Linked DNA regions of Homo sapiens: region 2 is linked to region 1. The links are chromatin contacts, found by Hi-C or POLR2A ChIA-PET in ENCODE. All regions are on one chromosome and are shown on one strand. Each heading gives the region's core, a stretch centred on a gene start or an enhancer-like site at or near the end of the contact. The rest is flanking DNA. Distances are from core to core; before and after follow the strand shown. Region 1 holds the start of CETN3 (centrin 3). Region 2 holds the start of MIR4280HG (MIR4280 host gene).

Region 1 (7,757 bases), core at 2,554-5,053:
TTGTTCTTCACTACTGAAATTAAGTATGCATAAGTTTTTTCATTTATAAATTGCATTTTTTATATGACAAAGTAACCAACAAGTGTTTACAGATTTTACTATATAAAATGCACTAACTTATTGCACAGATAATTTGATTGTTATTTGTTCTGAAGGGATTAACAATCAAAATGAGAAAAAGGCGTGGCATAAATATTAAACAGTTACATGATAGAAGAGATAAAACATTAAAACAAGAATTATCATCAGTCTTTCCATGATTAGTTACCAGGTAAATGATAGGGCTAAGGACCCTGAGTTTAGAGAAAAAAGAGATTTTGTTACTAATAATAAGGAAGGAGACATATTACTGACTAGAGAAGTCTTATTTGGAAAGATTCAAACTGTTCCTTGAAGGATAGATGAAGAGGAGCAGTAGGGTATTTGGGAAGGATGACTGGTATTAAAAGAAACACTGAAACGAATAGGTTCGAAGGACAATGAACAGAGCAGTTTACCTCACCTGAATTAGAAAAGTTCAGGTGAGGTAAACTGCTCACCTGAATTAGGAGGTGAATTCCACCTTAATTAGAAGAGTTCAGGAGGAAGAAAGCAGTTAGCAAATGAAAAAAGTAGTTGGTGGCAAAAGTGTAGAGAACATTCAGTAGAAAGCAAAGGAATCTGAACTTTAAGTAGTATACAATGAGGAGTTATGGTTTATGAGCAATGAACAATTTATGAGCAATGGTGAAAGAATTTTTAAACTATCTAAATTCAGTGGTAGTGTACAAGGTGAACTAGTAAGAAATCATTTAGGAAGCTCCAGGTATGAAATAAGGTCCCAAACCAAGATAGTCAATGGTTACAAATGGAACAGACATTATAAAGGAAGATCAAATCTGGGTAACCAAAAAAAAAAAAAAACAAAAAAAACAGTGGGAAAAGAGAGCCAAAGAGGACTGCAAGATTGAGAAAGCTAGACTTAGCAGGCCTATTAACTGCTTTTATACATTCTATCCTGTCACTGCATAGTTCCTATCCCTACTTGGAATTCTAATGCTTAAAAATCCCTTACGAAATTACAAAAATTAAAACTACCAAATAAACACTTACATTCACCTATCCATTAAGGCCATTAAAAATCTCAAAATACTATCTTTCCCACTGTGCTGAAAGTAAGTCCCATTCTACCCTAAACCCAAATCTCTCCTTATACCCTGACAAATAATAATTTACAAATCTCTCCCTACACTTTGACATTCTAGGTCTTAAAGCTGACATTTTTACCTATTAGCATGTGTCAACATCAAACAGCACTAAAGTTGTTTGCACCAGAGAAAGTGGATTGAGACTATGTTACTAACAAATCCAAATTATAAGATTAAAAGACAACACTCCCACAGTCTGAAAACAGTATGAGTCACCAAGAAACAAAAACAAAAACAAAAAACAGTGAAAAGAAGATGGTAAGAATAAATTCCAGTTTGAAATCCTTTAATTATGACAGTGAAAAATAAGCACCTTCCCTGGGAATGTATTTTTACATTTAAAATACTATTCGTTTTCTCATGTGAAAAAGATTTTCTAAAAACTATGTTAGGAGTTCTCTTCAGTTTTATTACAGCATCTAACTATGAATGCTTAAAATGCCTTCATAGTTCCAAAACCAATTTAGTTAAAATAATTATTTAGAAATGTAATGTAAAGCAACTGTAAAAATGCAAATCATTTTAACACAGAAACAAATATTTTAAAGTATACCATTACCTTTAATTCATGATAATCTATTGCTTCATCTTTGTCTGTATCAAATAGTTCAAAAGCATCTTTAATTTCTTGTTTCTGTTCCTCAGACAGTTCTCTTCTTTTTTTCCTCTTTGTTTTGTCCACTACAAGCTCACTTCTATGAAATGGAAAGAAAAAGCCCTTAGTCCACTTTAATTCTCTTTACTAACAGAAATTAGCCAATAATTACCTTCTAAATTTCAAAAAAGAAAGTACTTTGGAGAAAGATAGGGAAACTTTCCCTTTATGAGTCAATGACCTGTTTATTCCATAGTCTAAATTGCTATAAATCTGAACTTCGCAAAACTAAAGAGTGTTACAGATTATTAAAAGAAATGAGGACCAAACTTTTCTTTTTCCCAGCTTTTTATTTATTCCCACTAATGTTACTGTGGAAGAAACAAGAACTGTGAATAAGCAACACTACTTTTATGTCTGAAACTCCAACCAACTCCAACCAAAAAAACAAAAACACGTTATCCTACAAGAATGTTAAAGAATTTAAAAAAAATCTCCAAATGAAACCAAAATTCATAACTGACAATCACTATATATCGGTTTACTGTTGATAGTTCTGATAATTATGTTCATAAAATTACAAAAAAAAAGTGAATTAACTTATACAGTATTTTAGCACTGTTGGTTCAAAATGTTTTTAGATTACACGTTTTTAACAGTTTGGCAATTTATGTGTCATTTCCTCCATTGATATTAACAAACCATCGAAAATATTAATGAGTCTAAACATATGACAAATATTAGATGCCAATATACAATGTTTGTGCTTCATTCTATATAAAAATGTGATGAGTCTTGTCTCATTTAACATGTAAACCGGAGGTTAACTTCTCATAAACTCTGGAAACGCTTAAAGAAAAAAAGCAAAAATTATTTTAAAGCCAGAAATGTTTTCCTTAAGAGCTGCCCATCTAAATGTGCTCCAAATTTTCAAATGGAGCCGCAACACTGGAATAACGAGTTTTGAAACACAATCCGGTAACACATTAACATGTCAAACCAGTTGACTGTACTTAAAACACCTATCTAGTTGCATTTGAAAGTCGTTTTGGTCTCTGAAAGCTCCAAAAAAAAAAAAAAAAAGCTAGGAAGTGACTAGTAGGTGCAGTATAACAAAGCTGAGGAAGATCTTCCTTTCATGAGACCTGACTTGACACAAACTTGGGTATTCCTGGGGTCAGTCTTTTCCTTCCTGAGACTTTTGGAGGCCAAGTCCAGAACCGACCCACCCCTGACCCCATCCAAGGGTACCATGATTATCCCTTAGCAGAACATGGAATATTTTCGGAGTGTCGTAAGTGTATGGATAGTTTTACGGTACAACGTCTACATAGTGGGAGAGGGCAACAGAGGGTTAGAGGTTAGAACTGAAAGGTAAAAAAATGCAAGAAATTTAGGAAATCCAAGAGACAGACTGCCAATTAAAGTCACTAAAATGGGTCTCCAATTACACCGTAAAGCAGGGCCCTGGGAGAAGAGGAAAGAGTTTTTGTTATTTCCAAAATTTATAGGTGGGTGATTGCATTAGCAGCGGAGCAGCCGAGGTGGGGCCCTGACCAGGCACACGGATGAATGAAGGGATGTCCGCGACCTGATCTGAGAAACAAGAGTAGAAGCCTCGCGATATTTCATTCCCACCTCGCTCGCAACTAAGCCCAACCTTCTGGCAGTCCAAAGCCCTACGCGCTGACAGAAATAACCTCCTTAGCAGAAATGCACTGGTCTCGTTCCCTGCAGGGCATCAGAGCCCAGAGGGTGAGTGATCCGGGCAGGCTGCCCTAGGCTCCTTTCCCGCGTCCCAAACTACATCCCCTGCCTCGCCTCGGCCCCAAACGTCCTCCCTTCCACACACACCCTCCCTGGGCCCCGCTCCGGGGTGTGGAGAGCACTGCCGCCTCCTTATTACCGACCTCAGAGCTAAACTCATTATCTCTTCGCACAGAGACGTTCCTCTCAAGAACGATTTTAACCCCCTACCCAAGGCAGCAAGACGCCCACAGCCGTTCAACAGACACGAACGACCTCAGCGGCCTCAGGGACCTCCCACAACATAGACACTTTTGAGCTGGATTGGTTGAAATGTCGCTATGGTTCTGCCTATTAGGGGGCGGAAGCTTTACCAGTTCTATTTTCATTGGGTAGGTTTTACGTCAATCAAGGAAAAAAAAATTTTTTTTCTGTGCCCCGCCCACCTCCTAACGCCCCCCCGCCCCCCCAATCTAGGGCCGCTCTCGCCCTTCGGATTGGCTCGATGCGTTTTTCCCCGAATCCTTTGCGGGTCCGGCCTCCGATCCCTGTGTGGCTGTTTGGCGGGTGGGCGCTGTGTTCCTCTCTCGTAAAGCCGTGCGGTCTGTGGGCCGCCATTCAGAAACTGGATGGACAGCTTCGGCGGTGGGAAGGGAAGGGACATGCTGCAGGCCACCCTCCGGCTAGAAGGAGGGAGTACTTGAGGAACAAGGTCTGCGAAAATTGGCTGTGCTCTGTTCTAAAACTTGGAATGGCCTCAGTACCTGGGGAATGTGTTTAAAATGCAGACTTAAATGTCCGTTTCTCCATTCTAATTTCAGTAGGTATGAATCTGCGTTTTTACTCCTCACAAGCCTTCCAAGTGATTCTGAGGCAGGTGCTGTGGCTGTACTTGGATTATCACAGGGTTAGATTATCAGGCTATTTATGATTTAGCTGTATCTAAACCACCTTTCCCTCTCTTTCCTCCTTTGAACTGTTTGAAACGGATTTGTTCCCTTCTGTCTCTTATTTTTCAGTGCTGTAAGCTGTTAACACACATGAGACTGTCTTCACTACCAAACCAAGTCTCCTAAAGCTCACTTGAATGTCTGCTTATTCGTGTCTCTTACTAGGTTCAATTTCTTGGAGGCCGTGATTATATCTATTTAACGCTTTTCCTTGTACCTAATAAAATGTCTGGTGCGTAGGTGCTCGGTAAATTGAGTGGAATCTTTTGAAAATCCACAAAATACTGAGCTAAACAGCAAATCTCATAAACGTGAATAAAATAGCCTGAGGATGGGAGTTGAAGGCGGAGAATATATAAACATTATATGTTTAAGGGATGTATATAAAATTTTAGAGAAGGGAGAGAACACAAGATATGCTTCTTAAAGGAGGTGACATAAACGTTAGACCTAGAAGGATGGGCTAAATTTGCACAAGGAAAGATAGTATGATAGAATAAGCTAAAAATTAGCTAAGGGATAGCACCCCTAAAAAACAAAAGTGGAACTTTTATTTTGTTCGTATTTTAAATTTTAAAGTACCTTTATAAATCACCTTTGAGTCTAAAAGGAAAGAGAAATTGTAGTTACTAGAACATAATGATATTGAAAAAAACTATATGTTAAAATTTTAAGATACAGACCAAGTTATAGGAGAACATTATTTTAAATAAGAAAGAATAAAAATAGGCCAAGCATTTATTTGAAGATGTTAGAAACGAAGAACAAATTGTATAATTGAAATTAGGAAGAGGAAATTAGTAAAGATAAAGTTTGAGAACAGTGTTTTAAAAGGAAATTGGTAAAATTGATAAAGTACTCATAATCTAGTATAAAGCTGGTTTTTGGCAATACCAGTGAAATTCAAAGACTTATAGGAAGTGTAACAAGAAAAGGAATAGTGCCACTAGTAAGGTTGGTAATTTAATAAAAGGGAGGTTTAAAAATTATTAAAATATTTTATACAATTTTATACCGCCAATAAATATTAATAGAAAATGAAATAGTCACTTTTCAAGGAAAACATAACTCAAAAAAGGTGGAAAACTGAATTAAGTCAATAACTACAGACAGGACTGGAACAAAGATGCCAAAGTTCTGTACTCACAAATAAAAAGCCTCCAGCCCACTCAGATTTATGATTAAAAATCATAAGAGCTAAATCTTGTGCTTTAAACTCAAGTCATAGAAAATGATGGAGAGCTTCTTAGCTTAATTTTTGAAGCTGCCATAATCTTTCACATCCTAAAAGAACATTTAAAGTCACTCAGTGTAAGCTCAGTGATGATGAAGGCTATGCATGTTTCTCACCATTGTATCCCCAGTGCCTGACTCATGTTTGATGTTCATTTGTGAACTTAAGTGCAAAATTCCTAGATGTTAGCAAAGTCAGTTTGATACTGTCTTAAAGGAACATTTCTCTATAACTAAATTGAGTTTTTTTTTGTTAAGTGCAAAGATAATTCAAAATATAAATCTGTGTTAAATAATTATAATGTTAGGTTAAGGAAATCATCTCAGTGTCAAAAAGGCACTGAATAATAGGTAACACCTTTTCTATTAGGATATAAAGTGGGTTTAGAAAATACTTTTTTAAATATGATCGGCAGAATACTTAAACACCAGTGTTTCTCAAACCTCATTCCTGAAACACTAGGATTTTGTGAGATGCTTTTGGTCTCAGAGTGCGTTTTATAAGCAAATAATTTGGGCAAACAGATTTTAAAAGGTTTTCAATAGGGTGTCCTTTTAAGAGAGTGACAGGGAATTTACACGCATCACTTTTATTATATTTAATTAGTGAGAACTAGTGACAACCACTTCTTGCTTCACGGGAGGTTGAGGCAAGAAATCTCTAGATGGAAAACTGCTCTGCTGAAACTTGGGGTCTAATCATCTATTACTAAAGATAAGACAGGTGGTTACACTAATTATATTTTAAACCTAAATTTGATGCAATCAAAATTCTCATATTTTTCTTGAATTGAACAAAGGTATTCCAAAGACCATCTCAACAACAATTCTATAAAAATAACTTACTAAACTGTGAAAAAGAATAATAATACAAAAATTGCTGTATGGGACACTAAAATGTATTTGGTACAATGGTAATCAGACCAGAAATTCCAGAGACAGCCAAATGTAAATAAAAATGTCTGCTTTGAAAAGGTAGTGACATAAATATTTGTTTAGTCTGCCTCCTAAAGCCTTAATAAATCAAGAGTTCCTCTATCACCCACGCTGGAGTGCAGTGGCATAACTCACTGTAACCTCAAACTCCTGGGCTCAAAGGATCCTCCCGCCTCAGCTCCTGAAAAGTTAGGACTACAGAAGCATGCCACCATGCTCAGCTAATTTTTTTTAAATTTTACACTGTGTTGCTGTGTTGCCCAGGCTGGTCTAGAACTCCTGGTCTCAAGTGACCCTCCAGCCTCAGGCTCCCAGAGTGTTGAGATTACAGGAATTAGCTCCCATGCCTAGCCAATAAATTAATTTCTAAAGCTGAAGTGACCTGGAGAGGGACCATCAGCAGACTAGGTATTTAAAAAATTATTGGAAAGATCAAAAGAAATATGGAAACTTGTTGACAAATGAAACAGATCACTGAAGTGGCATCCTATAATTTTCCAGAGATGACTTATGTTTCACAGAGAGTTGATCTACCTAGCAAAGTCCCAGAGAGACTCCAGGAATAGAGTTCCCTTGTACAGTAGAAGGTGGAAATGAGAAGGGGGCTAAAAACAAAATGTCAATTTAAAACCTCTTTAGGAAACCACTGTACTTCAGTTCCTCCAGATTCCTCTCCCCAGTGTTTTGTCTCTTTACATCTATCTAGAACTCCACTCTTTTTTTTTTCCTTTTTTTAGAGACGGGGGTTCTCTCTGTTGCCCAGGCTGGAGGGCAATGACATGGCCTTAGATCATAGCTCACTGCAACCTCAACCTCCTGGGCTCAAGCAACCTCCCACCTTGCGCCTTGGCCTCCTGAAGTGCTGGGATTACAAACGTGAGCTACGGCACGTGGCCTGAGTCTTTAAAATGAATGAAGAATGAAAAACCATCAGAGATATGAAAATCAACAGCATGAAAGATAAAACTAAAAACCATTTCAGGAAGACTCTGAGTCAGCTAAGGAACCAAAATAAAATAATAAGAAATTAATAATAATAAGCTGCCTAAGAAGTACTCAAGAAAATATTAGAGAACAGAATACTCTGAAAAAGGAGCATTGGAGAATAAG
Region 2 (7,781 bases), core at 5,193-7,692, 3.3 Mb before region 1:
GGGTCTCACTCTGTCCTCCAGGCTGCAGTGCAGTGGTGTGATCATGGCTCACTGCAGCCTTGACTTCCTGGCTCAGGTGATCCTCCTACCTCAGCCTCCACAGTAGCTGGGACTACAGGCACACACCACCATGCCTAGCTTTTATGCAGTATTAAGGTATTATTGGACACATTATTTATAAAGGAATGAATATCTCCATTATTTTCAGCTCAGTCCTTCCTATGCTTTGATTTGTCTAGTTGCCTTTATTGTGCTTCATAGATGCCTGTCCTAGCATGACCCCCTGCAGAGTTATCACACAACTGTTTTTGAATAATTAAAAAAACTGTAAACATTTGTTTCACATATTCCACACTTATCCCCCACCTGCAGCCACTAGTTGGCATTTCGTTCTCCTTTGAAATAGAAATTTTTGGTCCACAGAGGCTTATCAGAGTGAAACACACTTTCTTTGCTAGTGCATTCAGAGAGCGAGATCAGCAGTAACTCGCCTGTTATTTTTTTTTTTTTTAGAAATTTTATGGCACTGCTCTAAAACCCAATAAAACTATTAATGGTCATACAAAAGTAAAACATTTAATTTTAAATTTTGATTACCTTTTAGTGAATTATAAATACAAAGTGTTCAACCACAAATAACACACATTACAAATAAAACAAGTAAGTAAATTAAAATTGTAAACAAATAAATGGATAAAACCCAAAAGTCAGTCAATGCTAGAGGAATAGGAGAAAACAAACTGTGTTAAGCTTTGTGGAGCTCTGCTCTAGTTCTGCTCCTGCTTGCTACAGATATTCTCTTAATGGTCCCCTGAAACTCTTTATTTTAATAATCGAACACCAAAAGTTGTTTAGCAGCATGTGTGGCCACAAATCTAAGAAAGTACATTCCATGCAGCTAGGTATGGCGAGTTTCAGCCCTTGATATATGACTGTAAGTAGTGTGTGACAAATCTTTGGACTTCAATCTTTGGTGACACTCTCTATTCCCCTTACCCCATTCCTATGGGTTGGAACATGATCATGGTACTAGTGACCATGTAGACAAGGACAACTGATGCAACTGACATTAAGGAGAAGAACTCGTCTATTACTGTGTCTGTAGCAAAAGAGATACATAAATATTAATCTTATTTAAGTCATTGTACTAAAAGGTTCCCATTGTTTCAGCAACTTAGCTTTTACCCTAAACAAAACATCCACCAATATTTATCCAGGACTCATAAAAAAATTATCTCCTTCTGCCTTATCTTAGCTCCAACCCAACTGTCTGAAAGTGTCCAAACACTCCTCCCTACTGGCGATGGAAAACTAGCTCTGGCTATATTAACTGGGGTGAGAAAACCAATATAGTTCTCCCTGTATCTAAGCTTAAGTTCCCAAGACAACTAGAGGCCATCAACTTTCAACAACATATCACTTATTGTCCTAGTCAGGACTCTTTTCAAGACAAAAAAAAAAAAAAAAAACAGTGACCCCACTTATAGGATATAAGCTGAGGAAGCTTCATACAATGCTAGAGATCCACAGAAACCATAGCATGGTACCAACATGAGTCATGGGAACTGAAACCATTGAAGAACTGAGACAACTCAGTTACCTCTCAAGATTCATGTGCTTTCTAGCTTCTACTTCTCTCTGCACAATTTTTCTTTCCTCTTCCTTCTCTTTGCAGACCAGTTTTCTTGTAAGGGTGTCACCAGTTACATAGGGCTGCCCATTACCAGTGCTACATAGGGAATAGGATCTCAAAGAAAAGGATTATGGGCAAGGATGGTCCAAAGCACGTCGTCCAAAGATGTTAAGCTCTTAAATCTCTTTGCTTTGTTCTTAGCAGGACTCTCCTTTGATACTTTTCCTTTGCCACGGTGAAAATTCAATCTTCCTGTGGGAAGATCTTTCTAGGTCTCTTGGTTCTCTGCCTCCCTGATTCTGTGAAACCCAAAGAAGTCAAGCTCTGTGCCCAGGCCTTGAGCTAACAAGAACACCATCTCCGAAAACCATCTCAGTCTTTCTCCAGCATTCTACCCTGGTAGCTTCTCATCCTCCTGTGATCACCCTCATTTTTCATCCATCTAATGTTTTGGTTACTGATTTTTATCTGTACCTGATACTACTGCCCACACAGAATGTATAATGGGGGCCAAAGAACCATTCACCCTGGATCTTACTCAATAGACTGCAAAATAAACTTCCAATAATCTCTCCATATTAGTTTATACATGCAGTCTCTGGTATACATTTAAGATCTTATTTATAATCAAACTTTAATAGCTCATTATCAGATACCGTATTGCATATCATAAATTACTTTTTAAATATAACCCCATATAATCTTATAAATAACACAATTATATTGCATTGTAATTTATGTACAGTAGACCTCTGTTAGCCATGGTTTTGCTTTCCATGGTTTCAGTATCACAGTCCAAGAGTCTTAAATAGAAAATTCCGGAAATAAACAATTAATACATTTAAAATTGCACACCATTCTGAATAGTGTGATGAAATCGCATGCCGGCCTGTTCTGTCCCACCCAGGACATGAATCATCCATTAACCAGTGTATCCACACTGTATATGCTACCTGCCTGTTAGTTACTTAGTAGCCATCTGGGTTATTATATCAAAACTACGGGCCGGGTTCGGTGGCTTATGCCTGTAATCCCAGCACTTTGGGAGGCTGAGGCGGGCAGATCACAAGGTCAAGAGATCGAGACCATCCTGGCCAAAATGGTGAAACCCTGTCTCTACTAAAAATATAAAAATTAGTTGGACATGGTAGCGCACGCCTGTAGTCCCAGCTACTCGGGAAGCTGAGGCAGGAGAATTGCTTGAACCTGGGAGGCAGAGGTTGCAGTGAGCCGAGATCACGCCACTGCACTCCAACCTGGGCAACAGAGCGAGACTCCTCCGTCTAAAACAACAACAACAACAACAACAACAACCAGTATATATATTGGGCTTTGTACTATCTTTGATTTCAGGCATCCACTGGGAGTCTTAGAACATATCCCCTGCAGGTTCCCACTATATTAAGAGGTTACTACTGTATTAAAAGTACTCGTTTTTGTTTTTTGTTTTTTGTTTTTTTTTGAGACGGAGTCTCGCTCTGTCGCCCAGGCTGGAGTGCAGTGACGCAATCTCGGCTCACGGCAAGCTCCGCCTCCCGGGTTCACGCCATTCTCCTGCCTCAGCCTCCCCAGTAGCTGGGACTACAGGCGACCGCCACCGCGCCCAGCTAATTTTTTGTATATTTAGTAAAGAGGGGGTTTCACCATGTTAGCCAGGATGTTCTCTATCTCCTGACCTCGTGATCCACCCACCTCGAAAAGTACTCTTTCTTATGTTATAATATTAACACCTGGTTTGGGCTTAAAAAAAAAAAAATAGTGTTCCAGAAAAGAAAGGAGAGAAGGGAGAAGAGGAAAGCGGAGGGAGATCCAAGTTTTGCTGGACCTCTGAAAGGCCCTGACCTGGCTTCAGTTCCCAGCTTCCCACTTGGGTTTTATCTCGAATGAAGTTTGTGAATGCAGAGAAATGAGGGAAAGATAACCAGTAAGTGGACAACACTAGAAAGACTGGCCAGAGAGGTACAGAGGACGGAGATTTCTTTCAAGTGGAAAGGGAAGGAGTGGTTTCAAGGAGGATGTGGTATTTAAGTTGGCTTCACTATATATTATATTTTATGTAATGTGAGTGACACAAGCGTGGGAAAGTGAGAAATAGGAGAGAAAAAAGAGAGAGAGCGAGGAACATGGAAAAGCATGGGGAAGAGAAGAAAGTCGTTTTACAGCCTATGTTCAATAAACAAACGACACAGTGATCACAGTCAGACACAGCAGCTTCTCTGAAGCCCTCTCCTCTCTCAAATATTCCACAAATTACAATCTTCTATTTCTAGAGATTCATTTCTAGGGAACTAAGCAAAGCTCTCAATAGGGGTATATATTTGGTCTATACTAGTTACTAGAAACTCAGTATCAGTTGACTTACATGACTGAGAAGGCAGGGACTAAGATACAAAGTATGCAGGTGAGTGTGGATAGGGCAGGGCACCAAGTTGTGCATAGAAGCCCCACTTGGGAGGCACTGCTGGGAAAGACATCCTAGGTGGGGAAGTGGAGCATGGGTGGAGCTTGGTGGGCAAGGGTGGGCAACACGGACACTAGCTTATATGGTTTGGCTCTACGTCCCCACCCAAATTTCATCTTGTAGCTCCCATAATTCCCACGTGTTGTGGGAAGGACCCAGTAGGAGATAACTGAATCATGGGGTGGGTCTTCCCTTGCTGTTCTCGTAAGTCTCACGAGATCTGACAGTTTTAAAAACGGGAGAGAGAGCACAAGTCCTCTCTCTCTTTTCCTGCCGCCATCCACCTAAGATGTGACTTGCTCCTTGCCTTCCACCATGATTGTGAGGCCTCCCCAGCCATGTGGAAATGTAAGTCCATTAAACCTCTTTCTTTTGTAAATTGCCCAGTATCTGGTATGTCTTTATCAGCACCATGAAAATGGACTAATACACTAGCTGTGTCACACACAAGAGTAAGAATATGATAAAGTGCCCATTTTTTGCTACATGACTATTTTGCTCAGAGCCATCCAGGAAAGAAAGAAAATAAGAAAGGGAATTGAGGTTATGGAATGCCAAAATAAAAAGACCATGAAGGCAGGAAGTTTGTCTAATTTGTGCTTGCTTTATCCCAGAGCTCAGAACAGTGCCTGACACTCAAATAGGTTTTAAGCATATGAACAAATGCCTACCTGGTGATAGGCCTTGTGCTTGGGACTTTACCTGCATTAGCTCATTTAAGTCTCACACATCAACACAGATGAGGAAATCGAGATACAAAGAGTAAGTGTCTTGCCCTAGGTCATCCAGCCAATGAACAGCAGTGCCAGAATTCAAATCCTAGCCTAATTGACTAAAGCCAGTGCTATTAACCACCATGAAATGCTTCTTCACTAGACAGGAAACCAGACGATGACTATAGCATACAGTAATCTGAGTTTGGCACAACTCACTGTGATGATAGCATCATTCAGATACAAACTGGAGGAACCAGTTTTAAAGAAGGGTGAGGGGATGCAGAATATTAAGGGAAGCTGAGTGGTCAGGCTGACTCTATGTTATGGTATCAAATTTGGCTTGCCTGAATTTTAATTAGGACAAGAAATATTTCAAAGCACAAATGAGAAGTTATTTTCATCTCTGCTTCTCTCTTTAATTCAGAGTTCTCTAGAAGAAAAACAGGAAATGTTCCTATATTAAGCAAGTGGTATCAAAATCTATCATATCAGTATTGAAAAGCACCAGGTAATTTCTTAGATTCAGAAACCTCAATTTATCCCTAATGAAATACTAAGAAGGCTGCAATAACCAATTACTCAGAAACATTTTGGTGTTTCTTTGGCTGACTTAAACTGAATTATTTCTATATCCAACTGTTTCTATTAGTCATCACAAACTCAAAGACATTAGTTTATTCTGGTACTTTAAAAAATAATACACAATAGAAAAACAAAAACATAGGATGAATAAATGGGAGGAAATATATATCAATTAGTACCATTCATTTTTTATTCATTACTATGGTATTGAAGGACTTTGGCAGGTGACATTGTATATCCAGGCTACTAAGTCTATTTCTGAATGTTTCTACTGCATACCAGAGAAGAGTGAGGCAACAGAGACCAAACTGCCAGCCTTGGACCAGCTAGTAAAGAACGGAAATGAGTCATCCATTTTTCACCCACACTCTTGAAACTAAACCTGAAAAGGAAAAAAAGTTTGATACAAAATAGAACTTGTTTATTCCCCTATCCACATTTGCTAGAACAGTGCCTAGCATAAATGTTTATGGAATAGATGGTTTAATAAATATTTGTTGAATGAATAAACAAGTGAATTTTTTTTTTCTATTTTTCCCTCAAGCTACGAATATGCAGGAAGGCAAGAAAAAGAGAATAATGCTGATTGCCCACAGAACTCGTTTGCTGAGACTACAGACAGTTTTGTAGTCAAGATCCGCTTAGACAAGTAATAGGCATTTTAAACTTAACATACCTGGAGTAGAACTTCTAATTTCCTCCCTTATAAATTGTTCTCCCCCAGTCTTCTCTCAGTAAATGCATTTCCACTTCACGAGCAGCTCAAGGCAAAATCCTAGGGGAGATGCTTGATTCCTCTCTTCCCCTTGTTCTCTATATCCAAACCCTCAATATGTAGACCCTACTCCCAGAGTGTATCCAGAATCTAATTACTATTTCCAGTACTACCATGCTAATCTCACCACCATTGTCAAACACCTGCACTACCACAAAAACCTCTAACTTGTCTCTCCTCTTCTAAGTTTGCCCCTCTGCAATTTAATCTTCATCCAGATGAAAATGTGATCATTTTGAATCATGCATATTCTTTCCTTTCTCTCCTTATAATGCTGAAATCGCTTCCTGTTGTACTTAGAACAAAAGTCCAATCTGTCTCCTCTCTATCACTCTGACCTCATCTTCTGCAACACTGTCCCTTCTGTTGTCACCATGCTGGTGTTCTTTTTTCTTTTTGAACATACCATGCTCTTTCCCATCTCAAGGACTTTGCACTTGCTGTTTCTCTGTATGGAATGCCTTTTCTCCAAATCTTGACGTGGTGGAGTCCTCATCATTCAGGTTTTAGCACAAATACCTCCTTATCTAGGATGCCTTCCCTGACTAAAGCTGACCCTCTCTGCAACATCCACACACAAGGTACATTCTATCACATCACCCTGTTTTATTTTCGTCTTAGAACTTAACACTATCTGAAATTAGTTGATAAATATGTGTGCTTACTTCATTCATCTGTGTCTCCCAATGAGGATGTAATTTTGAAAAAGTAAGAATCTTATTAGTCTTGTTCTTCGTTACATCTCTTGGACTACAGTGAATATTTATTGAAAGAATGAATGTTTTCTGAAAGTCCTTGAGCAGTTTTTGTGGTTGGTTTTGATACTTTGTTGAGTGTTAATTGTTCATTATGTCATTATGTTAAAGGTCTCTGCAATTAGGATACAAAGTATAATTGAGACTGAGTCATTTTCTATTGGTTTTAGAGCAGAATCTGACAGTCCTCTCTTGGGAAAACACTTTTAAACTGCCACTATATCACAGAACCAATTCTGACATATCTATATCAAAAACTAATTTCCTCAATTCTGTGTGTATGGCATCCAAATTTTTTTTCTAAATATTACCTACATTTGGCATGGTCATCATAGCTAAATGATTATTTCAACCACACTTTTTCTGCTGCTTCTCTACCTTCCTTTTCATTTTTACATATATTGGTGATTTCCTAAATGTAAATGGTTGAGTTTAAATGCCAGCAGGGGGTAAAAAAAAGAAATTCTTTGCAAAGGTAGAGAGATTTGTTACTCAGCCAAGTGCTTCTTCAGTAGCTAAGTTCTCATTAGAAAGCTAACTTTTCAGAGTAGCTCAGAGGTGTCATTTAGAATTATTTCATTTTACCAAGCTAGCATGAAATCTCATGACACCCTGAGGCTACTTGTCCTGGAGTGTCACAAAATGACACTCTGTCCCAATCACCACTAAATAATATTAACTCCTAAGCCTGATCTTCAAAGTCTAAGAATACAGCCCACATACATCCAAGGAGAGGGTTTTTTTTCCTAAAAATGATTTTAAATGGTTTTTAGCTTATTGCAATAACCTAGCCTTCATATTTAAATTAGTTGCATTAGAGAGCTATTTGTCATTGCAAACAAAGCTGCATTTGTAGCTT

The links. A loop is a pair of places that touch in the nucleus more often than their neighbours do. ChIA-PET counts read pairs that join two places held with the same protein, here RNA polymerase II (POLR2A). Pooled maps may share reads with other maps.
Region 2: a loop to region 1 is called in a pooled map, with 4 times the contacts of the local background. The contact joins the promoter of MIR4280HG here to the promoter of CETN3 in region 1. A Hi-C loop is called at or near these places in 1 of 168 maps with a recorded cell type or tissue (ascending aorta) and 5 of 50 pooled maps. POLR2A ChIA-PET finds 5 or more read pairs at or near these places in 1 of 52 experiments (activated CD8-positive, alpha-beta T cell).

Annotation. Positions count from the first base shown.
Region 1 is chr5:90,405,953-90,413,709 of GRCh38, forward strand. It overlaps CETN3 (centrin 3), which reads right to left and starts at 3,804. Exons shown (of 5, transcript NM_004365.4): 1 at 3,693-3,804; 2 at 1,747-1,882. The coding sequence starts at 3,709. It overlaps LOC731157 (a long non-coding RNA gene), which reads left to right and starts at 4,048. Exons shown (of 2, transcript NR_105024.1): 1 at 4,048-4,352; 2 at 4,548-4,717. RefSeq lists an enhancer at 3,574-3,773.
Region 2 is chr5:87,115,753-87,123,533 of GRCh38, forward strand. It overlaps MIR4280HG (MIR4280 host gene), which reads right to left and starts at 6,443. Exons shown (of 2, transcript NR_186582.1): 1 at 6,069-6,443. It overlaps LOC101929380 (a long non-coding RNA gene), which reads left to right and starts at 4,396. Exons shown (of 4, transcript NR_105018.1): 1 at 4,396-4,442. RefSeq lists an enhancer at 1,789-1,888.